Regions from separate parts of the Mus musculus genome. Here region 1 is linked to region 2. The links are chromatin loops, found by intact Hi-C in ENCODE. Cell type or tissue: left cerebral cortex. All regions are shown on one strand. Each heading gives the region's core, and the rest is flanking DNA. Links, peaks and the distances in the headings are about the cores only.

Region 1 (15,777 bases), core at 4,488-12,487, 940 kb before region 2:
ACCCTGAAGACCCATCCATTTGGGTTTCTCTCTTCAGTGGTCAGAGGCACCAGAATGAGGCAGAGACCTGGCACTCCACTCACAGGCAGGCAGAGAGGTAGTGTCAGGATACAGTGTGCTCTAGAGGAGCTGAGAAGTCAGCCTGGCATCTGACTTGGACAAATGGTTGATGGACCCTCATCCCAGTATTAGCCTAGAGTTGAGAGAACTTGGGGTTCTCTGGGAATGAAAGTTCTGTGGCTTCAAAACAGATTCCCTCTCATGCTAGAGTAATCTCTTGAGCTCTGGGTTTCTGTGTCTAAGGCTGTTTTTTGGGGGGGGGTTAGGAGGATGGGGGGATGAGGGGACAGATAGGATGGGAGGCAGGTTATCAGCCATTCTGGCTTCCTCTCTGGCTGTCTGGGATGTGGGTGCAGTGTCCACTTGTGACCACACGGGGGTGCTGAGCCTGAGACTGGAGACTGAACGGCAAGGAACCTGCCTTCTGGTTTAAATCCCAAATCTCAGGCTTATAAATTGTGGATGCGATTGGTGTAGTATTTCATACCTACAGGAGTGCTTTCTTAGTTCCCGACGCACTTAGTCTCCAGGAGGCCCCCAAGGGGACCATGCCTTCTGCTGCCAGCATAGCTGGCCTTTAAACCTGTCCTCTGGGAGCTGTCCATAAACCTCCCAGAGGCTCAGCACAGGGAGAGCCTAGGGTTCTACATAGCTACCTGGAAGAGTGGATGGATGAGGGAGGAGTTGTGCTTTTTTAAAATCTAAGGTGGGAAGTCTAAATGAGGTGCTGGGTAGAATCTTCAAGCCGTAAATGGTCATGAGAAGGATGCCACACAACCAGCTTTCTAGCCAAGTGCCACAAAGCATGGCTGATCAGACCACAATTGTGTGTCTCTGGCTCTGATCAGACAGTAATGATGTCTCTTGAACTCTTCCTCCTCTTCCTCCTCCTCCTCCTCCTCCTCCTCCTCCTCCTCAGATAGCGGCTCATGTAGCCCAGGTTGTCCTATGTAGCAGAGGGTGACCTTCTGATCCTTCCACCTACACCTTCTGAGAACTGGGACAAACCAACCACACCATACTGGGTTTATGCAGCGCTGGGGATCGAACCCAGGTCTGTATGCATTCGAAGCAAGCACTCTACCAGTTGAGCCACATCCTTGGCCAGGAACTCAGCACGAGTGATGATCTTTTCCAGACCGGATCCTTGCCTCAGGCTGGGGCTGAGACTCCGTAGAATGCTGTGGAATTCGGATTGCATCCTGGTTTTTCTGCACTTGATGCTCTATCTCCACAGTCCTGGAGAATAAAAAGGCCCACGCCCATGGCTAGATATCCCTGCACAGTTGGAAGTCCCCAGGGCTAGCAGAACAAAGCCAAATAAATATTTCTTGTTGCGCGCGCTCAACAGGCCAGGAAGAACGACGCTGCTACAGGATCCTTCTGCACACGTTTATTCAGTCCTGTTTCTTCTTTCTCTATATCTCCCTTGTTCATATCTCCCCTGTTTATATCTCCCCTGTTTTTATATCTCCCCTTGTTTATATCTCCCTTGTTTATATCTCCCCCGAACCCTGGGCCTCTCACTCTTTTATACTCTCAGTTCCCATCCACGCACAGCAGGCCACGCCACCTCACCAGGCACGCAGCTTCAGCTAATCAGGGCAGCAGGGGCAAATCTCCACCAAATTGGATTCACCTGTATCCTGGTACACCTGCGCAGCACTCAAGATGTTTGTGTCTTATATGAGGAAGTCAGGTGCAAGTCATATGACTTAGCTGCAGTCTCTGGCGCCTTTGGGACTGCCGCCACACCCGCTCCCCACAAATCCCCCTTTTTTCTTTTTTGGCAGAGAGAATGTCTGTAGAAAGCCCCCCGCAGCCATGTCCCTTACCCGTCCTTGGGTGACAAACAGCATTGGTTTGATCCCTGTCTTAGGTTGGCGACATGCCCAGGGAGTCTTATCACTGACTACCTCTCTATCATGCCAAGCCACTCCTGGGGAGATTGTGTTTTGCTTGTGGCAGGTGCATCAAAAGGCCAGGATGTTGATTAATCTATGGCCAGATCTTAATTGCTGCAAGCAAGCCTCATGGGTGAAGGTAGAGGTCTGATCCCCAGTGTGCAAGCATAGGGGCCCTACACAAAACCATCCCTTAGGCTCATCACCCAGAGAGGTCTTGGCCAGCTCCCGTGTCGTTTTTCCTGGGGGAAGGGAACTAGGACACTGAACCTTCATGCAATCAGACATGCCTTCCACAGGATGCCAACAGCAAGCTATCCTCTGTGCAGTGCTTAGCCTCGCACCCCACGGCATAACGCAGCATAATTTCTTTTAGAGCGGCAAACCAAATCTGAGGAGATTGTCCCGCCTCCACTGCAGCAAAAGCCTACGCTACCATGGCGAAAGTGCGGGCCCGCACACTCTGCACCTAACACATGTGCCAAACACAAAACACACACACTATAACAAGCATACATCCCAGGGCTCTCATCCCTACTCATCTTCCCTGAAGCAAGGGATAGATAGCCAGAGCGGCTATCTCTATAAGGGGAATTCAGGGATCAAAAAGGCATGGAAAAATTTGAATGTCATGTCGAGCTGGTATCGGCTTCTGGAATACCGAAAGGATCTCTCATCTCGGCTCCATCCTTTGTGCTTGTGGGATCATCCACCACATCCACAGGGGCAACTGGATCAGGATCCTCATTCTTGCAGCGTCTCACCAACCTCTCCAGCACCCAAAGAGGTTCCGTCTGGTCCTGTGGAAACACACAAACAGACCCTCTCGCCCACGTCAACACCTGATCTGGTCGATCCTCTCCAAATCTCCGGACAGAAGGTCCACCTACAGGTGGCTGCTGAGGAGGCATAGGGAGGCGGCACAAAAGCTAATTCGCCTTCCTCCTCCACCTCGGCTCTTTTATTTTGTCCTTTCTGTCCACCTGATAACACTGTCTTTCTTTTTCCTTTTTCTTTTTAAGCCCTTCTCCTTTTCCGACATACTTTCTTGTTGCTCTGTAAGGATTTTCTGACCTGTCTTGACTGCCTCTTGATTCAAACAGTAACAGAGTCCATATATCAGAACAAACAAGACCAAAACTATCAGACCTACCCACAAAGGGTCAATGGGAGAAAAAAGCATAACTACACAGCGAGGATCTATTGATCACTACACTGAGGTTATCATAGTTCCTTAACTTGTCCCCAAACAGGGAACCTTAACTTGTCCCAAAGCCAGGAACCTTAACTTATCCCAAAACCAGGAACCTTTTGTTACCTTGTGCCTGCTTCCTGGCAACTTTATGCTTGCCTCTATTTTATCCGAGGTCCTTCCCAAACTCCTGGGGTCGCAAGTTTCACTCACCGTGAACTTACCCTGCCGGCAACCACTGACTGCTGAAAGTTCTGAACTCGGTGGGGGAGTCGGTTCCCCGTACGGGCCACCAATTGTCACGCCCACTCTCGACCAGCAAGAACGACGTGACCACCAGTCCTTCTAACAGCAGTTTATTCAGTCTTCATCTTTCTTCTTTCTCTTCATCAGTACCGTTCCCCAGCTGAAGAGTTCTGAATCCACGCCGGATCCTTCTCAACAGTCTGTTTTACAGGAACTTTTATTAACCACTCCTTCCCCGTGATGCAGTTCTGAATCCTCCCTGTAGCAGGGGGTCTTCGCTCATGCCTGAAGATGTTTCTTTTCCCTTGTCCTGGGTCCCAGGTCTTCTCGTCCCGTCCCGAGTTTTTCTTCCCGGGTTTCAGCACCAACTGTTGCGCGCGCTCAACAGGCCAGGAAGAACGACGCTGCTACAGGATCCTTCTGCACACGTTTATTCAGTCCTGTTTCTTCTTTCTCTATATCTCCCTTGTTCATATCTCCCCTGTTTATATCTCCCCTGTTTTTATATCTCCCCTTGTTTATATCTCCCTTGTTTATATCTCCCCCGAACCCTGGGCCTCTCACTCTTTTATACTCTCAGTTCCCATCCACGCACAGCAGGCCACGCCACCTCACCAGGCACGCAGCTTCAGCTAATCAGGGCAGCAGGGGCAAATCTCCACCAAATTGGATTCACCTGTATCCTGGTACACCTGCGCAGCACTCAAGATGTTTGTGTCTTATATGAGGAAGTCAGGTGCAAGTCATATGACTTAGCTGCAGTCTCTGGCGCCTTTGGGACTGCCGCCACACCCGCTCCCCACAATTTCTGTTGTTATTTTCATAACAGGGTGTTATACTCCATCCTGGCCCCCTCACCCCCACCTTTTGCTCCTGGGGCTGGGATCCAGAGCCACACACGTACTAGGTAGACACTGCTCGTGAGCTCCATTAGTGATCTCCAGTCCCATGGCCAGGTTATTTATTTCTGAACCCAGACCACTGATATCTCTTCGCTTTGTGTTCCAATCAGGATCTGGTTTTATATCCCTAACTTGACCTGGTATTTCCTATGTAATTCAAACTGATTCTCAAACTCACAGCGATCCTCCTGCCTAAGCATCGTGGGTGCTGGAATAACTACCGTGCCTGACTTCAGGCCAGGTCTTTGCACCCCTACACCCTTTCTTATATTTACATATAGCCTCAAGTTCAAAGTCTTTCTGCAGGCAGTCAGGGTTGCTACACCTCCTTTGGCCCCCTCCCGAGGGCTGCAGAGCCGCTGCTCTCGGCTGGGAGCATGGTTAGAATACCTTTTCCGTCTGTATGGATAAGAGGAGGAAGGATCATACACACCAAGTTCACTGTTAAGATGCCCAAGAGAGACAACCAGACCCTAGGTCCCATTGCTGGCCAGGTCCTGTGCCACACTTCCCTGCTGTGATGACGTGTATTTAGCCCACAAATGTGTGTCTCTGGCTCTGTTCCCACCACAGGGTTCCCAAAGACTAATAGTGAAGGCAGAGGTCACCACATGGGAGAAGTGTTTCATGGACCAGATACGGTGTGCTGTGGGATAGATAGATCACCCAAGCTGGGGATGAGTCAGGTCTGGGAGGAATCCACCCAGCTTCTTCCTATGTAAGTGTCCAGGAGTACAAGAACAAAAGAATGATCTCACTCCAGCCCGAAGATCTATTTATTATATATAAGTACACTGTGGCTGTCTTCAGACACACCAGAAGAGGGTATCAGATCTTAAAATGGTTGTGAATCACCATGTGGTTGCTGGGATTTGAACTCAGGACCTCGAGAAGAGCAGTCAATGCTCTTAACCACTGAGCCATCTCTCCAGCCCCAATTTGAGTGGTTTTAATCCAGGTACCCTCTTAGGACATTTTTTAAAAAAGATTTATTTATTATTATAAATAAGTACAATGTTCCTGTCTTCAGACACCAGAAGAGGGTGTCAGATCTCATTATGGGTGGTTGTGAGCCACCATGTGGTTGCTGGGATTTGAACTCAGGACCTTTGGAAGAGCAGTCAGTGCTCTTACCCGCTGAGCCATCTCGCCAGCCCAGGACACTGTCCTTGGAGACAGGCTGTCCAGGTTCACGCTAGTGTTTGGCTAAGCAGTCTCCAGAAACCACGGGCTGTGTGGCTTCTCTTAAGGAGGAATGCAAATATCTGTTCTGAGTCAGGCCACTCTGGCCACTTGTGGGTTGAGTGCTGGACCTCAGTGGCCTTGTTTCTGAGCACCCAGGAAACCCGAGGGACACAGGCCGGCTCTGCCCAGCAGGTGGCGCTGTGGATGTTGACGTGGAGAATGAGTCCTGGAGGAGGTGGGCTACAGAATGAACACCCTCCCTTGGTCAGCCTTGGTGAGGCAGCAGGGACCCTGGAAAGCCCCAGGAGTCTCCTCCATAAGGGTGCAGAGTCGGTATTGACAGATAACATTCCTTCAACACCCCACTCCCACCCCCCAGCACAGGCCTTTTTCGCTCTTCCTAGCGGCATTCCTAGCATCCAATCTGCTCCTGTAAAAAAGGACAGATTGGACCGGTCTCCCAGCAGTGAGGAAAGTAATATCGAGGCCGAGGAGAATCCATCTTGAGTGCAAGGGACAGGACACCTTCCTATATATCAACACATGCCAGGGTGAGGTGACGTTGGAGAGGAAAGAGGAAGGGCACCGTCCCTTCAGAGAGCAGGGCAAGGGCCAGCCTGTCGGTGTGTATATATCTTACATTATGCAGCGTGGGAGAGAAAATCAATAGAGCTGTCAGCGGTTAATGCATTCAGCTCTGCCACCGTCCCCACCCCGGGATGCTCCAGACGGATGCTTCAAATTAAACAAGAGGGGAGGGAGAGGGGCACGGGAGGCCAGGAGACATACACCCTGACAGGCCGGAGGAAAGCGGAGGCACAACTGAGGGGCTGAGGAAATTAAGGTCCATCAATCACAGGCGTAGAGAGCATTCTCCGGCACGAATGACAGGAAGATGCCCAGCACCAACGGTAGTGTCCCATCGGTTGCAGGTTACGGGTCCCTCTGCCTGGCGGGAGTCCCTGGGGAGGCAGGTGACTGGCCAGTGGCTTGTCATTCTCTGATCGGATCCTTAGGAGGAGGGGGTGAGAGGATAGTTCAGGCTTCCTGCCGCGTGTGTGTGTGTGTGTGTGTGTGTGTGTGTGTGTGTGTGTGTGTGTGTGTGTTTGTGTGCTCGAGGGCGCGCGCCAGGATGGAAGAATGGATGGGCAGGATCTCTGCCTGTATGGGGTGGGGGCCATATTGCTCGCTGACGACTGCTCCTGGACAGCTCTAGTTCCCCAAGGTTTGACGGAATCCTTTGGCCTACAAGAATGGGTCTCAGAGCACCCCACTCTGCTTGGTCACCCCGATCCATTTCTCCACTCTGCCTCATTTACCTCAGTCCATGTGTCAGGCAGGCCTGCTGGCTGGCTGCTGCTCTTTAGCCCTAGAGACCGTCCACCTGTGAGTAGAGCCCGGCTCTGCCTTCGGCTCTCCCTCAAGTCTCTCCCTAATGACCACTGTGTGGGGGCAGGGTGGTCCTAGCTTCCCACCCTGTTGTCCTTCCACCTGGGGGTGGCATGGAGGGCATAGTCCTGGGGAGACCCTGAGTGGGTAAGTTGGAAAGTGAAGCACTGAGTCACCTTTTTTTTTTTTTTTTTTTTTTTTGCCATCCCTTCATCCTAAGGCTCCTTGGGAGAAGGGATTGAATGACCCGGAGTGAAGGCAGAAGTTTCCTGGGTGCCCCAAACTTGTCCCCAACAGCCTGTGGGCCTTTGAGGTTTCATCAGCAAACAGACTACGCCAGAGGTGTTTGGGGTAGGCTCAGGGAGCCAGGAGCAGGGGTGCAGGACCCCAGAGGACTGACAGAGATAGGCGGATAATAAATTATCAGCGGGACATTGTCACCAGAACCTTAAGACAGTCCAGGCTGCAAGGAGAGCTAACCCTCAGCCTAGCTAGTCCCCAGGGAGGCAGCTGGGAGTGAGTGCTCTCCGCTCACGTCACTTTCCCTTAGCAGATTTCCCTTAATGAACCTAACGGGATCATGGAGTGCTGGCTTAGGCTAGAATAAAGTGTTGCTCTCCCTATCATGATCCTAGGGCAGAGAAAACCTCTGGGGTCAAGTTGGCTCGCTGATGTTTGTACTTCTTTGAGTTTGTATCAGCTCTTGTGGTATCTCCACCTATTTTTCCCATCCCCTTCTCCCTCTCCCACTTTCCAAGAGGGTCTTTGGCTCTAGGAAGGCTTCAAAGATGGAAGAGAGCTCTGGCTTGCTAGCTCCGGTTGGCACAGCCCAACCTGCTGCCACCCGCTTCCCAAATAGCTATGCTGCCCTCTGCATCCAGAGAACGGCTCAGTGTTACTCCCTTGCGCAACAGTGCCCAAGACAGGTTCTTCCAATTACCACCGGTGACCGAGTTTCCAAAAGCAATTACCAGAGCACCTCAATGCCTCCAAGGTGTGGAACTGAGAGAGAGACCTGGGGTACCTGGCTGGAAATGGAGGTTCCGGGGTGTGTGGGCAGCATAAAGAAAGGCAGTGCAGGCCCATGCAGAGACCTGACTCTGGGCAGGCTTGCAGCAACAAGGAGAGCCCAGACTGGGGGGAGGGAGGCATAGCAGGAACAGAGCCCAGCAAGCCAAGGTCCTGTGTGGTTTTGGTGGCCTCTCTCTTCCTGTTTCTTCTCTGGTGTGCCCAGGAATGGAAAAACAACCCCTGTGACTCCAGATGTGTCTTGAGGGGATGTGGGGTGGGAGTGAAGGTCCCACCAGGATGAAGCTCATTGTCAGAGGTCTCCATGGTAAGCAGGCATCATTGATACCTCCTTATGCCTCTTCCTAGGGATAGAGATTGCAAAACTTTTGGAGCAGGAAGGAAAGAGACAGGGGCGACCCTGACCTGTTCCCCAGAGTCCCCATCTTCCACTCTTCCTGCCTCCAGAAGGACTCAAACCTACATGGCTCTTAGTGCTCCCTGGAGCCTCTGATTTCAGGGAGATTCAGCCTTAGGGCCGAGGGGAGGATGGATAAAAGGAAGTATGCTAGATGCTGGCCAGGTGAGCCAACTTCCTGTCTGCTTCCTCCCTACGTTCCTGCCCTGAGCCTCTTTCCCGGAAGTCTCTGCCTGACAGGCTGCTCTGCTGTTAAAAGATCAAGACTGCTGTAGTAGTCTGGTTATGACCTTGGGTGAAGTCTTCAGCCAGGCTCCTGCAGAGGAAGAGCTGCCGTCAGTTGTCCACTTGGCCTGGGCTTTGGAGACTCGGCCTAGGTAGGGTTTGAAGAGGGGATGAGTATGCCTCTTCCTGGAGTCGCAGCCTACCTTGGGAGAGAGCTTGCTGGGACAGCAGGGACAGCAGCTCAGCCCACGTGGCACTTCAGCGGAGCATGTGTAGGCAAGTCAGAGAGGCAGTGGCTGACTTCCTAGTCCCATGAAATGAGAAGGGCTCTCTGCCCCATTCCTGTGTACTTGCCAGGGGAGGAGGTGGGGGGAGGACTCTTCCTCCCTCCCCACACAGTCTTACAGCTCCCCCTAGCTGTTGTGAAGTGATTTTAAAAAAAGAAAAGTAAATGACCCCGAAGGTAGAAGAGAAATGTGAGCAGAAGTTTCCAGAAAGACAACCCCACATGTGGTAAACATCTTCCAAAGCTGTGGGCTATGGAGAACTGGAAGGCTATTGGTCTGGAGCCAGATGTATCTTGGGCTATCTTTGATTTTCTACTGAGCCCACGTCTGTGTGCAATTTGATTGTGACTACCTGGTAAGCCACCCCCAAGCCAAAGGCCAAGCATGTCACCAGATAGTGTTTTAGGCATAAACAAAGATGGAAACTTATTTTATTTATGTGTGTGAGTGTGTGCCTGTGTCTGTGTAAGGGTGTGCCTGTGTCTGTGTGAGTGTCTGCTTGTGTCTGTGTGTGTGAATGCTCATGGAAGATGAGGTCATCATATCCCTTGTGGCTGGAGTAACAGGCATTGTGGTCTGTCCCATGTAGGTGCTAGGATCTGAACTCAAGCCCTCATGAACCCAAGCTCTCTGAACCACAGAGCTATCTTCCCATCTCCCCAGGTGTCTTGATTTCTGTGCTCGTGGCCACACATATTTGATTCCAGAACAAACTTTCTCTTACTTCCTTTGAGGAAAGAACTGCATGTTTTTGATTGACAGAAAGCCGAGGGGTCCTGGTTAGGCGTAGAATCCTGAATTGTAGGCAGGTGGAAGTCGGAACTGGGCTCAACAGGTGGCTGGAGGCCCTCCTGACAGAAAGAGGAACCACGAGGAAGCACACAGCAAGCATATGGAAGCGTGGTCCTGAGAGACGGAAGTATGGAAGTGCTTGACACCCTCAGGGACCCACTTCAGTGGGTATTGGCAGTTGCTTGAGGCCTGCTGTGGTGACTTCTGCTTCCTCTTCCTCTCCTTCCTCATCTTTTTGAGACAAGGCTGCAGGGATCTCAGGCTGGCCTGAAACTTCCCACATAACCAAAGGTGATCTTGATTCTCTGATCTGCCTGCCTCTACCTCCTAAGTACTGTGATTACAGGTGTGTACCACTAAGCCAAGTTTATGCAGTGCTGGGGATTGAACCCAGGGCTTCATGCATGCTAAGGCAAGCACTCTACCAACTGAGCTACATCCCCAGCCCCGAGTCTGTTTTCTGATGGAAACCTTTACCCATAACACTAGAGGAGGGGCTGGTGAGATGGCTCAGTGGGTAAGAGCACCCGACTGCTCTTCCGAAGGTCAGGAGTTCAAATCCCAGCAACCACATGGTGGCTCACAACCATCCGTAACGAGATCTGACTCCCTCTTCTGGAGTGTCTGAGGACAGCTACAGTGTGCTTACATATAATAAATAAATAAATAAATAAATCTTTAAAAAAAAAAAAACACTAGAGGATTCCTGTTGTATAAACACGCAGTATAGAGATGCTCTGAGGAGCCAGTGGAAGCCACTTGCAGAGTGCCACAGTGTAAAGTTGGGGCTATGTGGGAGAGACAGGAGACGAGGAGGGAGAGAAGCTGAAGAGGCCCTGAAACATCACCTCCTGGGTTGAGCTCTGGGTGGGTGACTTTGGGGATCCACGTGGGTCAGCAACCCCGTTGCCGTTTGCTGCCCTGCCTCTCCCTTAAGCTGGTCCTCTGAAGAACTGGGAGACTGTCTCAGCCTGGCAGTAGACATGGAGCCCGGTGCTCAGAATGCAGGACGCATTATTTTTTAATAAAGGAGGCAGAAAGCTAAAGAAGGCAAAGACGCATTCCGGCTCACCCCCAGCCAGCTGCACCTCGGGGCCATCCCTCATCTTAATGAGCCCATCCAAATCTCGTTTGCTAATGAGGAATTTAATGGTCACAGACTGACAAGCGAGACTGAGAGGGGAAACAGGAAGGTCGTTACAAAAATGAAATGTGTAGCTAAGCGCCACGCCACCGCCATCCCGCGCGCCCGCCCCTGAGTGTCAGCTCACAGCGGTTCACGTGCTACGAGGGCGTCAGCACCATGGATAGGGCAAAGCCCCCAAGCCTTCCTATTTCCTACAGCCCCAGTATCCCCTGCTCTTCATTTGCTCCTGAAGTTTGTTTTTCCTTGACTCAGGTGGGTGCCCCCTCCCCACCCACCTACTAGCACAGTCCCAGGAAGGGTGGGGCCCACCGCTGGCACTATAGCCTTTGTGTGTGCTCACAGCTACTAGACACATTTCCTTGGGACCTCCCTGATGGTTTGTGGGCACCTTGCTTATAGCATCTGTGTCTTTCTTGATAAAATTTGAATGCTGACCACAAGCCCAGGGCTTGTGGTACAAGAGACAGAAGAGAATTTCTGTGGGATAAATGAAGGAAGTGGCAAATAAGTGGAGCAGTCGGGGGGGGGGATTCACATATCCTGGGGTTTTGTTTGTTTGTTTGTTTGTTTTGAGATGGGGTCTTGTGTATCTCAGGCTGGCCTTGATGTAGCTAAGGGTGACCTTGAGCTCTTTTTTTTTGTTTGTTTGTTTAGATTACTTATTTATTATATGTAAGTACACTGTAGCTGTCTTCAGACACTCCAGAAGAGGGAGTCAGATCTCGTTATGGATGTTTGTGAGCCACCATGTGGTTGCTGGGATTTGAACTCAGGACCTTTGGAAGAGCAGTTGGGTGCTCTTACCTGCCGAGCCATCTCTCCAGCCCCCGACCTTGAACTCTTGATACTCCTACTTCTTCCTTCTAAGTTCTGGGGCTAAGGGCATGGGCCACCACTCCCAGTCTATATGATGCTTAGAATCAAACCTAGGGCATTTTGCCAACTAAGCTACCTCCTTAGCCCCAAATACTGGGTTGACAAAGCAATCAAAGGCTATAGAAGGATGGTCCAGCGACTGAGAGAGAAATCAAGCCTTATACAAAAGAAATCCCATACGGCGTTTAGTGTTATCAACCTGGCAGCATCTAGGCTCCTGTAGAAGGCAAGCCTCCAGGCAGACCTGTGAGTGGCTCTCTAGATTAACGTTAGCCTCTGAGGATGCGTGTGAGGAGTTATCTAGATTACGGCTGATGTAATCAGTGATGTCTCATTGTGAGTGAGACCCTTCCCTGGGCAGGGATCCTGGATTGTGTAAAATGCAGAGTCCATGCCAGTGTGGATGAGGCAAATATCACAAGGTCACCTCTATATGAAGAGCTAAAGGCAGTCAGTGGCTGCGGGGGGGGGGGGGGGAGGGAGGGGGAGGGAGAGAGAGAAAGAGAGAGAGAGAGAGAGAGAGAGAGAGAGAGAGAGAGAGAGAGAGAGAATATGGATCAGTTTTCTCCAGGGAAAAGCTCCCTGACAGGTTATTGAATCCAAAGTGCTCAGCCCTAAACACACATATGCAGGGGCACACATTGGACTCTGTAAGTTGTGTGTGTGTTAATAATGTAATAATGATAACAGAGCAGCCTAGCTCTGAACTTAGAGATCCGCCTAAGTGCAGGTGTTAAGAGCACAAGCTGGTGCTACTTGCTTCTGTTTTTGTTTTTGTTTTTGTTTTGGCTTTGGTTTTGGTTTTTTCCAAGACAGGGTTTCCCTGTATAGCCCAGGCTGTCCTGGAACTCACTTTGTAGACCAGGCTGGCCTCGAACTCAGAAATCTGCCTGCCTCTGCCTCCTGAGTGCTGGGATTAAAGGCATGTGCCACCACGCCCGTCTGCTCCCTGCTTCTTGACTGTGGGTGTGACCAGCTGGTGCTCCCTGCTCCTTGACTGTGGGTGTGACCAGCTGGTGCTCCAGGTGCTCCCTGCTTCTTGTCTATGGGTGTGACCAGCTGGTGCTCCAGGTGCTCCCTGCTCCTTGACTGTGGGTGTAACCAGCTGATGCTCCAGGTGCTCCCTGCTTCTTGTCTGTGTGTGTGACCAGCTGGTGCTCCAGGTGCTCCCTGCTTCTTGTCTGTGGGTGTGACCAGCTGGTGCTCCAGGTGCGCCCTGCTTTTTGACTGTGGGTGTGACTAGCTCCCTCAAACTTTTGCTGTTGCGACTGCCCTGCTGTGGGAGACCGGGACTTGAAAATCTCAGCAACAGGAAATAGCCCAAGACGCGTCCCGTCCTGAGGTTGCATACCTAAGATAGAGAGGGGAATTAGGATAGGGGACTCCAGACATTTCTGTGTTCATGAGGTCATTTTTTTCCATTGTAGGCTATTATCCGGAGTAAAAACTACATGGCCCAGCATTCTCTGTGCTTATCTGTGGCTGTGTGAGATACTCAGAGCCAATGGGGTGTGAGGACGAGTGGGGTAAAGGAAAGGGGTCATGCCTTTTCTGTTCTCTCCTCCTTTCTGTTGGTCGGTCTGTGGATGTGATGGAGTTTTGGAGGGGACATTCAAACACAACAGTGTTCCCTCCACACTCAGAGGATGCCAAGGGGCAGATACTGCAAACCACACCCTCTCCCAGATCCCTTCCCAAGCTCAGTTCCCAGATTCCCAGAGCTGAGCCATAAGAAGATGACCCTTCCTAAGTCACCCTCAAACCCACAAGCCCCTAGCCCAAACCTGCTGGACAGGCCCCATGTCTTAGTCAGGGGTTCCACTGCTGTGAAGAGACACCATGGCCAAGGCAATCTTTACAAAGGACAACATTTAATTGGGGCCGGCTTACAGGTTCAGAGGTTCAATCTTCTCCTGTTTGTCCTCGGAACAAGATACAGAACTTTCAGCTCCTCGAGCACCATGTTTGCCTGGACACTGCCATGCTCCCACTTGATGATAATGGACTGCACCTTGCTTTGAGATGTCACTGCTGAGTCACCGGGCATGGTGGAACACACACCTATAATCCCAGCACTTGGGAGGCTGAGGCAGGAGGAACAGGAGGCCAAGGACAACCTGAGCTCCATAACCCCCTGACTCAGAAGCAACAAGCATGGGGCTGGCGAGATGGCCTAGGGGTTAAGAGCACTGGATACTCCTGCAGAGGACCCAGGTTTGGTTCCTAGCACGGACACAGCGGCTCACAACCCTCTGTAGTTCCAGTTTCAGGGGAACTCTGATGCCCTCTTCTGGCCTCTGTGGGTACTGCTTCCATGTAGACTCAGGCATACACATAAGATAAAAATAAATAAATCTAACACATAACACACACACACACACACACACACCCAACGTGGTGACATTAAGAATTTATTCTTAATGGATTAATAATACCCATGTTGAAATCAGGATGGATCCAGCCCTGACCCCTCTCCATCTCCACTTGCTCTTCTGCTGGGTCAGGATGTAGCAGAAGGACTCTCTCTCTAGAGGCTGGCACCATGTTCTTGGACTTCCCAGCCTCCAGAGCTAAAAATTAAATAACCTTCTCTTGTTTATAATTTACCCAGTTGGCGGCATCGTGTTATTGCAACAGAAAGCATGTCCCCTGAATCTAGTAAATAAAATATAGCTAAGGGAAAGGGATTGTGTAGGTGCTATTTAAAGTTCTAAACAGTGAGTCAGAAGGGCTGTTATCTGGGTGGGTCACATCCAATCAGGAGAGGTCTTTCAAAGAGCAACCAAGCTGGCATCAGCTCTACAGCTCTAAGGGGAGGAGTCTGTCCACCTGAGGCAAGATCCAGTCTGGCTACACATGAGCTCAGCCTTGGGTGGAGGAACCCTAGGGAGAGAGAGGCTGCCCAACTCTCAACAGCCCTCAGACTGGGGAGAAATTCTGATCAAATAAATGTGGGTCATTTTAAGTTGCTAAATGCATGGCAGTCGGTTACATAGCAATAAATATTTCTTACAGAGGGTCAGATGTGAGTGTGTGTGTGTGTGTGTGTACATGCATGCGCGCACGTGCACGCACATGCTTTCTTGCTGTGGCCCAGCTCCACGACCCACCCCTCTCATGCTGGGATCTTGTGGTGATGAGCCAAAGAGAAAGAAAATTAAAATCTGAGATGGAGTGATTCCAGACTGTAATCTCAGCAAACAGTGGTGCTTAGATTTTCCATTATTGATCTCCTCGGTGAATATGCTCCAATCTCGTAATTACAGGGGGACTTTTTCAATTTGGGCTGAATTGTCTCCCCTCCCCCGCTTTATTTCTTTAAAGTCACGCTAGCATAGATCCTATACATCCGCAGAGTCTAAGTAAACAGCGCTAATCATTTTAATTGAATCCCGATCTCAGTGGCGGGGAGGTACTCCCTCTTATCTCTCTGGAGCAGGGGACAGCTCTCTAAGGTTTTCTGAACAGTTCACCTCCACCTGCAGCATCTCAGGTTCACTTGATGCTGGACCACTGACAACGGACCTGTGCTAGGTTGGGTCAGGGTGGCCTTGGAGCTGCCGGTCACATCTGGGTCAGTGAGCTCCTGAGAGCCCAGATGAATCCTCCAATTTGCCCTTTTAAAGAGTTGGGACTGTTCTCACGCTTGAACCGGTTGGGGTGGTGGATATTTTTGTGCCTGACCCTCCAGACCACTGGGAGAGATTCTGATTGATGTAGCAGGGGAGGGGTTTCCTATGAGTGTCTGGTGGGCAGAGGCCGGGAGAGCTGCTCAGGATGCTGCAAGATCCAGGACAGGGCTACCGAGGTGGCTCAGAGGGTAAAGAAAGGTACCTGCCACTAAGCTGACAGCCGGGCTGGAAGCCACGCATTGCCTCCTGAGAGAGTTGTCCTCTGTTCTCCACATGTGTGTCATAGCATGTGTGTGTGTGTGTGTGTGTGTATGTGTGTGTATAGGAGGCAGAGAGAGCCAGGTGGACAGGCATGCGCTTCTGAAACCACAGAGCCCCCCCCCCACACTAACTAATGTTTAAAAACTATAAAAAGATACAGGACAGGCCTCCAAATGAAAAATTATCTGACTCCAAATGTCAAGAAAGATGGGCTTGGTGACGTGTCTGTAATTCCAGCAATGGAGAGGCCAAG
Region 2 (15,777 bases), core at 4,717-12,716:
AAGGGACCACAGCGCCATCTCTCTCCTCCGCAGGCTGGGACAACATGCCCTGGCAACCCCAGCAGAGTGCCCTCCCCAGGAATCTGTCACTTCTTGGTCGTGGATTTGCCAGAATTGTGAGAAATGTCTGGTGGTTTCTACCTGGGGTCCCAGCGCTTCAGAGGCGCCACACAGGAGGCAGCACAGGGTTAAGTCCAGCCTGGAGACATAGCAAGGTTCTGTCTAAAACACCAAACAAAAACCAGAGGCTGGCCCAAGCCTTGAATCCAAGCACTCCTGAGGCTGAAGAAGGGTTACTGTAGGCAGGAGCCAGCCTGGGCTACACAGTGAATTCCCTCTGTCTATAAAACTCAGCCCCAGCACTACTGGGGTGTAGTTCAGTGGTACAGAGCTTATCTACCATTTGCAAAGCCCTGGGTTAAATCCTTAGCACAATTCCTCAGGGGCAGGGGAGGGGATGTGATCAGCAGAGGATGTTGGCGTGGTGTTCACGCTTCACCTTATTGATTCATTCATTGAGTGTATGTACATAATAAGTGGATATGGTGCTCAGGTGTGACACGTGCGTGGCGGTCAGAGGTCAGCTTTGCAGAGTCACTTCTCTCCTTCCACCTTTCTGTGGGTCCCAGGGATTGAACTCGGGTCACCAGACTTGCAAAGTAAGTACTTTCACCCCCTGAGCCATCTTGCAGGCTTCACCTTATTATTATTATTATTATTTTTATTTTTAAGATTCGTTTGTTTATGGGTGTTTTTCCTCCATGTCTGTCTGTCTGTCTGTCTGTCTGCACCACACGCACTCAGTGCCCCAGTGCCCATCGAGGGCAAAACAGGGTGTCAGATTCCCCAGGAACTGGAGCCACAGATGGGGATAGCTGCGGTGTGGATGCTAGGAACCACGTCTGGGTCTTCTGCAAGAGCAACAAATGTTCTAAAGTGCTGAGCCGGGTCTGGTACCCTCCTTCCTCACTAGTTTTAGATAGAATCTCTTACTGAACCTGGCACTGTCTGACTTGGCCAGGCTGGCCAGCCAGCGAGCCCTCGGGACATGTTTGTCTCTTCCCTCCCCAGTGGTTTTCACACAGGTGCTGGGGATCCAAACCCAGGCTCTCAAGTTTGCACGACAAACACTTTGCCTACTGAGCCAGGCCAACCCCTTCACCTTTTGTGAACCAGGGCCTTGTATTTGGAGGCCTTGACCCTGCTATGGAGTCTTCTGTTCTTTGTGCCTCCACCTCTAGAATGCTGAGATTACAGGCAGTTCACTAGGACACTACCACGTTCCATTCATGACGTGCTAGGATGGAACCAGCCTCCCGCGTGCTGGGTGAGCACTTTTACCACCCGAGCTCCATCCTGAGCTCCAGGGTGTGTCACTTTACAAACTCGAAATCTGTTTTGTTCCAATAGCCCAAGCTGACCTGACGGAGAGATGGCACAGCTGTCTACTTGTGTGGAGAAAAATGCATGTGGACCAGGAAGTCATTAGCCAAGAGGTCGAATTCACTGCCTGCCAGGGACCCAGAGCCGGGGAAGCTGTGGGCTTGATGAAGGGAGGCAAAGGGAGGCAAAGTCACAAGGGAGAGAAGGGGTCATGGGACTCGTGCCTATGCTCCATGTGTTGTTCTAAGTGTCCCTCACATGTCCTGGCCCAAGGTCAGGGTGGTTTATTCAGGCGGGAGAGGAGGGTGCCCTCTCTGTCACCTGCTACTGCCACCCACGCCTACTGCGATATGCACATCAAAAATGGTCACAATGGCTTCCCTGTCAATAGTGGGGCCCAGAGGGTGTTTCCATCTGTGCTCTGTCTGTCTGCCTTGTGTTCCGAGACTTATTTGGAGATAACAGCCCCGAGGGCAGGCCATGTCGATGAAAATGTTTTTCTTGGGTACATAGTGGACCTCAAAGGCAGATCAAATCTGTGACCTCGGACTCACAATTGGTGAAGGGTATTGTGGCTGTCGGGCCTGGAAGAATCATTTCTTCTGGGTCAGTGGGTATGGATTCCCAAAGCTCCCTGTTACATAACCATCCTGAGTCCTGGGTGGCCCTGCTGCATCCTTCTCCCCAACCCCCATCCACTGGGTTACAAGTTTGCTAACAATTATGGTCTAGGTTGGCATTTGACAGGTTTTAGAAAAGACAGTGTTCCCGAGATCTGATGTGCCACACAGCCTTTTGGTTGCTGTGGGCTCCTGGCCCAGGGACTACGGGCGCCTTGGCTTTGACCTTCTTTCTAGAGTGAGTTCAGGGTTTTGCAGCAAAGGGCTTTTTCTAAGATTCATAGAAACGGGATATCTTTAGTGTATGCCAAAGGCCTCACTTCCCAAATTTGGGATTTGGAAGTACTTCCCACATCTGGAGCTCAGAAATGGCTTCTGAAGTGAAGTGCTCTATTATTGGCTGACATCCCCAGCCCTAAAATGGTGTGTGGTGCAGAGAACAGAACCAGGGCAGTGCCCCTGCTAAGGACATAATCTATAACCAGACTTCTTCTGACTTTCCTCCCCTGACCCAAATCTGGTCTTAAACCAGGGCGTGGGGAAGACTGCTTTTCGTCTCCAGGTTCAAACAGGGACTCTGTCTCTGGAGTTTTTAAAAACATAAAAACTAGTCAGGCATGCATGCCTTTAATTATAGTACTTGGGAGGCAGAAGCAGGAGCAGGGGGCTTCATTGTGAGTTTAAAGGCAGCCTCGACTACATATTGAGCTCCAGGTCAGGCAGGGCTACTACATCAGTTCATTGTTCCTTGGTTCATGGCCCCTTGATCTACCTTCATTTGAAGCTAGCAGGTCAGCATCTTCAAACGTGCCTTTCTCTGCCTCCCAAGGTTCTGTGGTTGCTGGGTAATCACACATAAATACACATAAATACACATATATAATCCCAACACCTGAAGGCCGAGGAAGGAGGATGGTTGGGCAGGGATATATAGTGAGACTGCCTCAAAGAAGAACAAATGGTTCTTCATCGACTCTGCAAGGTCTCTTTTGCCATGTGTAGTGACGATTCTCAGTTTCTGGGAGCCAGGCCACAGGCCACCATTCTGCTGTCCACAGCAGTAGGCAAGTGGCTATGTCTTGTTCACTCTGAGTGGTCCAGGGGGAGGAGCTGACAGGTTCTTTTTGTTTCAGAGTAAAGAGTCTCACTGTGTAGCTCTGGCTGGCCCAGAACTTACTATGTAGACCAGGCCGGTCTTACATTCACAGGGATTTGCCTTCAGAGTCCAGGATTAAAGGTGTGTGCCACCACTCCTGGTGACAGATACTTTTGAGTCTGTGAGTCAGTGAATGAATGAGTGGATACCCTCCCAGGGACTGAGTAAGCCAGAGACCAGAGAGGGCAGCCAAAGGACTGTGGAGAGCTGGAAAGAAAGCAGGTGCAGCTCCAGTTAGCCCCATCTGCCACTATGACAACCTACTTTTGGTTGTTAGCGGGGTCTTTGGGCTCTTGAACTCATGAAACTCCTTTTCTACAAAGGGTAGGGGCTGTGAAGGACTTTCTCTGCACCCAAGGCAGCTCTGGGAAGGCACTGCTCAACCTGAAGGTGCTCTGGGCTCAGAACCAAAGGACAGTGGGACGTAAACTGAAAACCAGGCCAAGACTCTTGGTGGTAACAGTGCAGAAGGAAAATCGGGGGGTGGGGGGAGGGAATGGGCCTGCAGATCTGGGCTTACTTCTCAAGACCCCCAAAGATCTTAACAACTTCTTCTTCTTCTTCTTCTTCTTCTTCTTCTTCTTCTTCTTCTTCTTCTTCTTCTTCTTCTTCTTCTTCTTCTTCTTCTTCTTCTTCTTCTTCTTCTTCTTCTTCTTCTTTTTTTTCGAGACAGGGTTTCTCTGTGTAGCCCTGGCTGTCCTGGAACTCACTTTGTAGACCAGGCTGGCCTCGAACTCAGAAATCTGCCTGCCTCTGCCTCCCGAGTGCTGGGATTAAAGGTGTGTGCCACCACGCCCGGCAGATCTTAACTTCTTGACTTAGGCCAAAGCCCCAATCATAGGTATTAGCAAAGACCTGGTCACTGTCTTAGGCCTCGGGGGCCTTGTCTTGCTTGTTTAGAGGAAGCAGGCAGGACCCTCATTCTAAGGCCTAGGAGATGAGAGGGGGCCAGGACTTGGGAGCAGGCCTGAGCTCTGGGGGTTCTTAGGAAGCCAGGTGTAGACCTGTCAGACTGTGCGGAGCTCCGCCTGCTGGCCATTTGTGCTGTCATCTAAGTGGTTACTGTGCAGTCAACAGCTGTCCCCACTTAGTGGCATCTCTGGGGCACATGGAGACGGAGATAGCAGGGCACACTGGGTCATTGTCTCTGGAACTGAGCAGCAATAGCCGCAGCAGCTGTGGGTCACCTCCCCAAAAGATGGCTCTCACACTGCTGTGCTTATCAAAGCGGGAGTTTGGCAACGCCAACAGCAAGCCCCACCCACCCAAGGGCACATCTAACCAGGCAGGCCCTGCAGCAATAGAATAACAAAAGTGACCAGAGGATGGCACTGTGGACCAGACCAGGGGCAGGGAACCTGGGTACTTGTGCACCAGGTCCCATTTAATCCCATTGTCATGCCTAGACAGCAGATAAATCTGTCCTCTCATGGAAAGACAATTCCCATGGAGCTGGTACTTGTAGGCCAACGAGATGGCTCAGTGGGTAATGGTGCTTGCAGCCATGCCTGATGGCCTGGGTTTGATCACTGGACTTCAAATATTGTGGTGAAAATGAGGGAACTAACTCCCACAAGTTGTCCTCTGATCTCCACAGGTTTACACCTTGGCATGCACTCGCCAACACACAAAAATAAACAAGTAAGTGTAATAAAAATAAAATAAAAATATGTTTTATGCCAGGTATAGGACACACCATTAATCCCAGCACTCAGGGGGCAGAGGCAGAGGCAGGTATCTCTGTGAAACAGAGAAGAGCCTGATCTACAAAGCAAATTCCAGGCTAGCCAGGGATACAGAGTGAGACCCTGTCTCAACAAACAAATAAATAAAACAAATAAAACAGAGAGATGCACAGAAATGTGCCAGGCCTGTGCCACAAAGGCCTTTCCATGAATTCAGGATTAACTAGAGGGTGGGGGGAGGCAGGTGCTCAGGAAGAAAAGGGGATGGGCCATGGGTGAGTCTGAGCTCTGCTCCAGCAAGGCACAGATAGGAGGTTGCAATGCCTGGTGAGGTTGGGGGAGGAAGTGCTGACCTCGCCAGGCTACACAGCCAGAGAATTCAAAGCTCTGGGCACCGACCCTTGCTTTTCAGAATGGGGCATTTATAAAAAGGAAGGGAGGCGGCAGGGTGATGATTCATGGGATTTGTAGCTGGAGTTGAAGGAAAACCCCGTCCGTAATGATGGTGATTAGAAATTAATGCCACTGTGCTGCGACTTTGGTGTCCACTTTGCACCCATGCATTAATTAACAAAGGACAACACATGGGCAAGCTACAGGGCACAGAAGCTGGATCTATGGAGGGGACATCCCTGGAGGGGAACTTGTCCCCCCATCCCCAGAGCTTCAGGTTCGCATTTTGTCTAAGCTCCGCCCCCACAGTTACCTGGCAATGGCCAGGTGTGCCTGACTCACTATAAAAGGGACTGCTCACCCCCTCCTCTCTCTCTTGCCTTCCTGCTCCCCCTGTCTCCCTATTCCCTTCCTTCCTCTATCTCCACATGCTCATGGCCAGCCTCTACTTTTCTACTCTCTCCCTGCCTTTCTCTGCCTCTACTACCCTCTTGACTCCCCTCCACATGCCCTGAATAAAGTCTATTCTATACTTTAGAATAGTGTCTGGTCTCTCAGGGGGAAGGGATGCCTCAGCATGGGGCCACCGAGGCAGCCCCTTCCCCCACACCTCACCACACATCCACAAAACATATTCCTCCTCTCTTTTTTGCCCCCCCCACTTTCTCCAGCCATATTTATTTCATATATGTGGGTACACTGTCTTCAGACACAGCAGAAGACGGCATCGGATACCCATTAGAGATGGTTGTGAGCCACCATGTGGTTGCTGGGATTTGAACTCAGGACCAAGAGCAGTTGGCTGAGCCATCTCTCCAGCCCATCCTGCTTGCCTCTCTTCATCTTTGTATGTGTATCCCCTGCTCTCTATCTTTGTACAATGGGGTGCTGATATTCCCTGGGAGTCATGTTGTAGTCTAAACTAGGGGACAAGAAAAGGTTTCCCTTGGTCACATGGGGACATTTGTCATCAGTAAGAGAGAATAAAACTGGAGGATGCCAACCTGAGTCCCCAGTGGTGCCTCATGACTTGGGTCTCAGGTACCCCAGGCTGGCCTGGGATTCAAAGTGTCTGTATAGCCAAAAATGATCTTGAACTTCTGAACTTTTACTGCTTTTTGTTTGTTTGTTTGTTTGTTTTTTCGAGACAGGGTTTCTCTGTGTAGCCGTGGCTGTCCTGGAACTCACTCTGTAGACCAGGCTGGCCTCGAACTCAGAAATCCGCCTGCCTCTGCCTCCTGAGTGCTGAGATTAAAGGTGTGCACCACCACGCCCGGCCCTACTTTTACTCTTACTATGCTACTTGTACTCTTACAAGCATGGGCACCACACGCAGTTCACGTGATATTGGGGATTAAACCCAGCACCCAGCCCTGTTTTTTTTTTTTTTTTAAGATTTATTTATTTGTTTAATGTAGATACAGTGTACTTACATAGTATGTAATGACTTACATTGTATGTAAGTACACTGTCATTGTCTTAAGACTCACCAGAAGAGGATGTTGGATTCCATTATTGATGGTTGTGAGCCACCATGTGGGAATTGAACTCAGGACCTCTGGAAGAACAACCAGTGCTCTTAACCTCTGAGCCATCTCTCTAGCCCCCAGTCTTATTTGGTTTTTTTTTTTTAGGACAGTGTCTCATGCTATAGTCAAAGTTGGCCTGTAACTCACTATGTAACCTAGATCTTAGTAACTTTTCTATTGCCGTGAATAGATACCATGACAAAGGCAACTTATAAAAGAAAGCATTTCATTTGGGGGTTCACAGTTCCAGAGGGCTAGAGTTCATGACGGGGAGCATGGTAGTGATGGAGTAGCTGAGAGTTTATATCTGGTGTGTGTGTGTTTGTGTGTATGTGAGAGAGAGAGAGAGAGAGAATAGAGCACACTAGCTGCTGACTGGCAAAGGAAATGGTACAGGCTTTTGAAACCTCAAAGCCCAATGACACAACTCCTCCAGCAAGGTCATACCTTATCTTCTCAAACAGTTCCAGCAAACTATGGAAGGAGCTCAGATATCCAACTGTATGTGCATGTGGAGGCCATCCTCATTCAAATCACCACACTTGATTAGCCACACAATCATGGCAATCCTCCTGCCTCAGCTCCCTAATTTCTAAAGTTCTTAAGGCCAAAGATGTCAGGTCTTCTTGCTGCAGTTAGCTGGATGGCTCCACCCTCTCTCTACCTCTTGGCTTCCAGTGGCCTTCTCTACAGGATCTCTGTGTCTCGAATCTCTTTCCACCTTTTGCATTTTAAGACGGACTTTCTTGCAGCCAGGATGCTCTCAACCCAGGTGTGTACCACCATGCCTGGGTCCTCTTCTCCACTCACAAGGACATCCACTAATGGTCCTAATTCCAGGGCGATCATATCTTGGAACTCCTGACTTACTGACATCTGGAAAGTCTTTAATTCCAAATAAGGCCAAACCCACCGTAAGGGCACTGGACTGAGTAGGGGGCAGTTTAGCTTTCATATGCCACACTAACCACGAGGAGCCAAGGGGCGGGAGCGCGAGCTGTTCTGTACCAGGGTTGTTTCTGAAAGGACCTCAGACCACGTCCCCAGGGCTCTGACTGGTTTTAGGGTTCCTCCGTTTAGCTCTGGCTGTTCTGGAACTTGCTCTGCTGTAGACCAGGCTGGCCTCGAACAAACTCAGAGATCCACCTGCCTCTGTCTCCCAAATGAGTGCTGGGATTAAGGTGTGAGCCATCACAGTCTGACTACTATTTGCATATCATATCCATTGCCTCCTCTCAGCCCATCCTCCAGGGAAGACTTGCAGGGTGATCACCCTTATGATTAGCACACACCCCTTACACACACACACACACACACACACACACACACACACACCAGGCCTGGTAGCTCATACTTTTTTTGGGGGGGGGTAATGATTTATTTATTCATTTTATGTATTTGAGTACTCCATTTCTTTCTTCAGACACACCAGAAGAGGGCATCAGACCCCACTGCAGATGGTTGTGAGCCACCATGTGGTTGCTGGGAATTGAACTCAGGACCTCTTGGAAGAGCAGCCAGTGCTCTTAACCTCTTGAGTCATCTCTCCAGCCCAGCTCATGCCTTTTAGCCCAGCGGAGACAGGCCAATTTACCTAGTGAGTTGGGGTTGGTCAGGGCTAAGTAGAGAAAGGCCTTGTCTCAAAAACAAAACAACAAAACAAAACAATCCAAACCTCTGAAGTGGCCTAGGACTCCTCCCCTCCTCCACCTCCCAGCCTACTGCCCACTGCACCCTTTCTTCTCTGAATGCTTGTTTTTGCTTGAGTCTTGGTCAGGCCCCTCTTCTGGACAAAGCCCCCCCCCCCCCCATCATCACCAGATTTTTCTCCTAACATACTCTCTGCCACCTTTCCTTGCCCTCATCCCTCCATCCAACCCGTATTCTGTCCAGTGTTGTTTCTGCCCCATAGCCTGAGTGTCCCTCCAGCCCCCCAAGCCCCCACCCATGGCAGTGACCTCCAGGACGTGGCTCTGCAGTGTGCCCTTGAGCTTTCCGCACCTTGGTTGCCCCCTCTGCCTTCTCTAGCAGACCCATGGGACTCTCAAATAATCCCAAGGTGACAGACCAAGGACCTAATCAATACCTAAGGATAGGGTCAAGAGATGCAAGAGCCTCTTCCCCAGGGACCCTTGATCTCCAGCCCTAGACAGCCATTCTGCCTACAGTCCCGGGTACAGGGTGATCCCAGGCTACTCTTACTCCAGCCCCACCCAGCTCCAAGGCCATTCCCAGCGCGGATCTATCTCTCCAGCTGCTGTCTTTTCAGATCTGGAGTTCAAAAGAACAACAGATCTAGGCATAACAGCCGCAGGAAACAAAGCTGGCAGGCTGGATCCTGTCGGCTCAGCCACAGGCCTGCAGCGCCAAGCTTACCTCTCCCCGCTGGGTCCCGGGGAGGAGATGTCTCTAGTTCTAGTTCCTAGGGCCTAAAAAGCCCACATGTCCTGGTAACAGTGGCTCCTGGAGAGGCCAGGCCACTTCAGGACCCAGGAGGGGGAAGGAAATAGCCTGGTTTAATTAGAGCTTTAAAAATGCTCCTAAGAAAGCCGATTCTGAGGTCCTCAGCCCTTCAGGGCAGGGTTGGCCTAATAATAATAAAACAACATTTGCATGGATATTTCATTTACAAAGCATTTTCTCCGGGTAAGGGAGGCTCTGGGGTGGCCCAGTGGATTCCTCGCTGGGAGGTCACCCCCAGCCTTGGGTCGGTTCCACCTCCTTCGGAGCTTACCATTGTGATTGCCTGCGGGGTAAACAAAGGGCCCTTCATGGAACTGTTTCCGATGCTTCTGGCCTGCATTCCTTTTGTCCCCCCCCACCCCCCTTCCAGGAAGAGCACGCTTGGGGTTTGTCATTCCGTCTAGAAAAGAGGCTCAGAGGGCCTGGTGGGAGGGAGAGTGGCTGGGACCTAGTGGAGGAACCTTTCCTCTGTCCCACACACCCTCTGACTACCCCCATCCCACTCCACCCAACACCTGGGCATCGCTGTATGCAGTAGGTTCGCATCAATGGGTAGTTATATCCCCACACATACAATGGGACACTGGTTTGGCAACGGCTCTGTTCTGTGATCGGCAGAGATAAGCAGGTGTGAGTCTTTGCCAATCCCTTCCCCAGCTGAGGATGGGGGTTGTGTGAACAGTGTGGGGGTGTGGGGCCCTGGAAGGCCTGCACCTGCATGGGTGGGTGGGAGGGCTGAGGCAGCCGAGGAGCCTCTGGGGGTACACTCAGCCAGAAAGTCACGTGCAGTCACCTGGCCCCTTGAAGGAAGAGGTGACCTGAGAGGGTGAGAAAGAGGGGCCAGCATCAGATAGGGCCTGGCCCCGTTAATTAGGATTAGGTGCGGATGGGCTATATAGGAGCCACCTGCGGGGGTTCTGGCATCTTGGCTCTTTCTGCTTTTCCGGCGGGAGACGGAAGATGGAGGAGGTCATTGCCGGGCTGCAAGGGTTCACGTTCGCCTTTGAGCTGGATGTGGAATCGCAGAAGGGCACTGGGCTACTGCCTTTCCAGGGCATGGACAGTGAGTGGCGATGCCTGTGTCCCCTGCTCAGGTCCTGGAGGTGCTGTGCGTCTCTCCCACACAGCTTCTGGGTATTCACTGCCCGGGATAGAAAGGCAGACTTCCGAGCTGCCAGAGCTCCCTGGGTGCCCCCGAAACCTTCCACCTCCTGCCTCAGAGGTGGGCTGAGTTTAAGTGGAATTTAGAGACTGGTTCTGGGCGGTGGGGGAAGGGTTTCGGAAGAGGGTACCCCGTTGACTCAGCCTCCACAGACGGAGACAAATGAGAACTGGTTTTGATGGTGGACTGGGGCCGCCAAGGGGCTGAGAGGCAGGCGGGAGGATTGTGGCGGTTCTGTCCAACCTGAACTACAGGGCGAGACAGTTGCATAAACAGACGGGCAAAGGAACAGGTAAACAACAAAACTCCAAAGCCCAGCCAGAGAGAGTAGTCGGGGCCCACGCAGCTCCAAGCCCGGAGGCTTAGGTGGGACTTGCCGCAAGGCTCCAGCTCTGGGAACGCCACCTTCTCCTCCGGTTTCTTTCTCCTCCAGAGTCCAGTTCAGCTGTGTGCAACTTCTTCGCTAAAGGGCTCTGTGTGAAAGGTGAGTGAGTCAGGCCTGGGCTGGGCCGGGACAGGAACGGCTGTGGGGACCATGCTGGGTTCAGCTGGGGACTAGGACGTAGTGTGAGCTTGGCTCCTGGACTAGATAGGATCCAGCCTCTGTCATGAGCAAGAAGGTAGCCAGCCATGTGTAGTTGGTACCACAGAAGTTGTGTTTTATTATGCTGAGGGTCACCACACAAGGCTCACACTCTCAATTCCTAACTACGGTCATATTATTATCTGCTCAAGGCTGCTCACCTGTGCGACGACATACCTTAGCTAGTTTATGACAGAAGTCTCTGATTTGAACCCCACCCTGGCTACTGGTCTTCTTTTCTGGATTGGAGGTCACTTTGAGGTTCCTCCAATAGCAACATACAGTGGTCTACATACCTAACCCCTAACAGTAGTGTTTCTAATTCACCCTGAAGCCCGGCTATGGACTCAGGTGAAGAGAGTCTTAAGGGGCCTGCCGTGGAGAGCCTTAATATTCGGTTCCTATAAGTCAGGAGGCTGGGGGTGGGGCAGAGAGGACCTGGAGCCCTTTCGGGATGATTGCATGAGAAGAAGAGGAGCTCACTGGCCATCCAGGCCCCGGGAAACCAGAACCTTCGAGGTCCATTACAGAGTGAGTGAGCCACAGCTCAAAGAGAAAGCTGCTACTGAGGAAAGCCAGAGCCCAAGGAATGGCCAGCCAGGAGTGTGTGTGTGTGTGTGTGTGTGTGTGTGAGACAGAGAGACAGACAGACAGACAGAGTCATGCAGGCAGGCCAGGGGGCATTCAAAGAGGATGTCCTTGTCACGCATGGAAACAAGCCTTGCTTAGACATAGCCCTCCCTTCCAGTGGCAGTGTCTGCTGAATAAAGATACCGAGGTGGTCAAATGTAATGTTTCTAGTGTGTGGCCACTGTTAGAGTCACCCATGTCATGCCTGTGTTGTCCTTAATATTTGAAGTCGTGAACTCACGCCAAGGAGGCCTGCAGTGCGTGGGTAGATCACTTGCCTAGCCTGCAGCAAGCTCATGATCTCCGGCTGGCGATGCAGGCCCGTAGTCTCCGCACTTCGAAGTTGGAGGCAGAAAGGTCAGAATTCCAAGCTCATTCTTGGAAACATAGTGAATTTGAGACCAGCCTGGGCTACTCGAGACCCTGTTTCAAAGACTGAGAGAGACGACTCAGCAGTTACAGGCATCTGCTTCTCTTGCAGAGGACCCTGGTTCAGTTCCCAGCACCCACCTGGCAGCTCACAACTGTCTGCAGTTATAGATCTGATGGCACTTCTGACCTCTGAGGGCTTCGGCACGCAAGCACGTACATACATACATACATACACACACACACACACAAACACACAAACACATAAGAATTTTTTTTTTTTTTTTTTTTTTTTTTTTTTTGGTTTTTTGAGACAGGGTTTCTCTGTGTAACCCTGGCTGTCCTGGAACTCACTCTGTAGACCAGGCTGGCCTCGAACTCAGAAATCCACCTGCCTCTGCCTCCCGAGTGCTGGGACTAAAGGCGTGCGCCACCACGCCCGGCTCATAAGATTTTTTTTTAAAGATTTATTATTTATTATATGTAAGTACACTGTAGCTGTCTTCAGACACTCCAGAAGAGGGAGTCAGATCTCGTTACGGATGGTTGTGAGCCACCATGTAGTTGCTGGGATTTGAACTCCGGACCTTTGGAAGAGCAGTCCGGTGCTCTTACCTGCTGAGCCATCTCACCAGCCCAAGATTTTTTTTTAATTCATAGATTTATTTATATGAGTACACTGTAGCTGTCTTCAGACACATCAGAAGAAGGCATCAGATCCCATTACATATGGTTGTGAGCCACTATGTGGTTGCTGGGAATTGAACTCAGGACCTCTGGAAGAGCAGTCAGTGCTCTTAACCGCTGAGCCATCTCTCCAGCTCTATTATTATTATTATTTAATAAGGAATAAACAAATCCAGAATATTTCCCTCCCTGTAAAAGTCATGAACTCAACAAGCACTTACAGTATGCCAAGAGCTGGGCTGGGTATGGGAAAGGCAGCCTGGAGGTTCTGTTAAGATATCCTCTTGCCCAGTGTGGTCCCCTGACCCCTCTTCCAGCCTGTTCTAGGTTGTGTCTGGGTGATGGGACATAGAGATGACAGGTGAGGAGGAGGAGGAGTCACCTTCCAGGCCCTGCGAAATCCCCCAGGCTGGTTAGGTGGGGCCTACAACAGGTATCATGTTCCGCAGGGATGCTATGCCCACTCCGGCACGAGCAGGGTGAGAAGCTGGTGGTGTGCAAACACTGGCTTCGAGGCCTCTGCCGGAAGAGTGATTGCTGCGACTTCCTGCACCAGTATGACGTCAGCAAGATGCCCGTGTGCTATTTCCACTCCAAGTTCGGTAATGCCTCTCCCGGTTTGTAGGGGGTGATGGAGGGCTTTAGGGTGGGGTAGGAAAGGAATCTGGTAGTCAGGTGTGCCCCAGAAGTCCAGCCTTATCTGAGCCTAAGCTGTCGGCTTCTCTGAACCCTAAGAAAATACAACCAAGGCTGGATATGGTGGGGCACCCCTCTAATCTCGGCACTAGGGAGGCTAAGGCAGGAGAATCCGGGATTCAAGGCCAGTCTCAGCTACAGAGGAGTTCAAGGTTAGGCTGCACTACAGGAGACCTTGTCTAACAACAAGAAAGGAAATAAAAATTAGCATTCAAGTATGGTGGTGCACACCTTTAGCCCCAGCACTCAGGAGGCAGGCAGATCTCTTGAGTTTGAGGCCACAGTAAGTTTCAGGACATCCAGGGCTCCACAGTCAAACCCTGTTTCAAAACGAAGCCAACAAGGAGCTGGAGAGCTGGTTCAGTGTTCAAAGCACTTGTTATTCTTCCAGAGAACCTGCATTTGGTTCCCGGAACTCACAAGGCAGCCCACAACTGCCAGTCACTCCGGGGCGGATCTGATGCCCTCTTCTGGACCCCTCGCCTGCCACACACATTATGCACACACAACATGCAAGCAAAACACCCAGACACACACACACACAAATCCTTCAAGAAACAAGAAATAAAAATAAATAAAGGCTGCAGAGCCAAGCCCGTGTCAAGCCTGCGGCCTGTTAGTCTCAGTGACAGTTACCACAAAGGGAAAGCAATAGGATCCTGTTCCCCACTCCAGGCCTGGCCAGTCAACCCCCAGATGACTGTCAGGAATAGCCTTGAACGGAGCACCTCTCAGTCTCTGTTGGGCCCAGGCCAGGCCAGGCCTCCCCAAAGGAGATGTGTTTGGTACTGCCACTTGGAATGCTCACCGGTACCCCCCCCCCCCCCGGCCCCGACCCCCGCCATCTTCTTCCTACTCGCCTGCTCTTTATAACTTTTATTTTAGATGAAAATGTCATGGTAACTCCCAAAGGGGAAATCCTGCATCACTTGTTGGAAAGAGAAGGTCACTGTGTAAATAAAGCCACGAGGTTTAGAAGTCTGGGCCCTAAAATTACCTTGTGTGGTCAGGTCTCCTCCAGCCTCTGTCGGGGCCAGGTCCTGGGCTCGCTCTTACCACCCCTTTCATTCTGTCCCTCCCTCCTCCCCCTCCCTCCTCCCCATGGTGATTTCTCTAGCCTCCTTCCTTGGCTCCAGTGAACTTACCCACTTGAGAGCAGCTTCTTGATCAACCTGTGTTTAATATAAACCTAACTGGCTCATTTCACCTGTGGAGAACTAATTTATCAGATGGGGCTGTGTGTTATATTTCATAACACTGGGTACCTTGAAGGGGCAAAGTCTTTCTCAGGGCAGGGGAAGTTCGTCCCAGTCCAGCGTTCTAGACTGCCTTCTCCAAGGAGCCAGCCAGTGCCTCTGGCAGTTCATGAGGGTGCCTGAATGTCTTTCTAGAATAAACAGACGAAGTTTATCTGGAGGCTGGTCCCCATAAGTCACTGCCTAAAGCATTTTCACTTAGAAAGATCCCTTTAATCTTTCATCCCTGAGTCCCCGGGTTTGATGAGCAGATGTGGTCCTGCATGGGACCACTTTTGCATGCAAGTAATTATTTATGCGCAGATGTGCAAGCTCACCATCGTGATTTGCAATCTAAGGTTTTGCTCTCAACAGTGGGTGAATACCTCTAATATTACAAAAAGCAGCCGGGCGTGGTGGCGCACGCCTTTAATCCCAGCACTCGGGAGGCAGAGGCAGGCGGATTTCTGAGTTCGAGGCCAGCCTGGTCTACAGAGCGAGTTCCAGGACAGCCAGGGCTACACAGAGAAACCCTGTCTCGAAAAACCAAAAAAAAAAAAAAACAAACAAAAAAAAACAAAAAAAACTTATATGACTTATATGCTAGGTGGTACATGCCTTTAATCCTGGAACCTAGGAGGCAGTTGTCCTTAAAATATCATATGTGTGTATGTGTGTGTGTATCATCCCTCACACCTCCAGTACCCCCACTTGCTATGCAGACCAGGCTGCCCTCAAACTCAAGAGATTTGTCAGCTTCTGCCTCCCAAGGGCTGGAATTAGACTCTAGAGGAGTGTACCACCATGCTCTGCTTCGGTGTCTATTCTAAAAATACTACTGAACTGCAAGTGGTCTTGGGAGATGTGTAGCGTACACGAGGAGACCAACTGAAAGGGGTTGACCCCATGATGCAGCATCTATCTATAGTTGGCATCTGTGGTGGACTGAGACTTGGTGGAGATCCCGCTGTTTTGGAGTCAGTTAACTTCTGTAAGCAACACCTTACCCACGCTCTGTAAATAAGCTCAACAAACTCACGGGCATGCACATGTGCACGCACATACATTGTTGAGGCCTGGCAGCGCAGGAAAGAACATTTAGTAACTGTCAGGACTGAAAGGAGTAAAGGCCTGTGCAAAAGATGGGAGTGCAGGCTGGAGTGTTGCTGCCACCTGCTGGCCAAGA

Evidence for each region. A loop is a pair of places that touch in the nucleus more often than their neighbours do. Peaks named below come from ENCODE experiments on the same cell type or tissue, not always from the same donor. Only the 100,000 strongest peaks of a DNase experiment are listed, where the experiment ranks them.
Region 1: it touches region 2 in a loop (5-fold over the local background); 4 of 42 quality-filtered maps call a loop at or near these places.

What each region holds. Positions count from the first base shown.
Region 1 is chr11:114,647,837-114,663,613 of GRCm38, reverse strand. No RefSeq gene overlaps it. Among named protein-coding and RNA genes, the nearest start is that of Rpl38, 13 kb to the left of the region's middle. In left cerebral cortex, for the core only: CTCF peaks have their summits at 5,662 (motif pointing right) and 8,929; DNase peaks (open chromatin) are centred at 5,677, 8,826 and 10,922.
Region 2 is chr11:113,703,902-113,719,678 of GRCm38, reverse strand. It overlaps Cpsf4l (cleavage and polyadenylation specific factor 4-like), which reads left to right and starts at 10,153. Exons shown (of 8, transcript NM_026682.2): 1 at 10,153-10,292; 2 at 10,825-10,875; 3 at 13,110-13,262. The coding sequence starts at 10,190. In left cerebral cortex, for the core only: no CTCF peak of the experiment used is centred there; DNase peaks (open chromatin) are centred at 5,266 and 9,442; H3K27ac peaks cover 288 bases.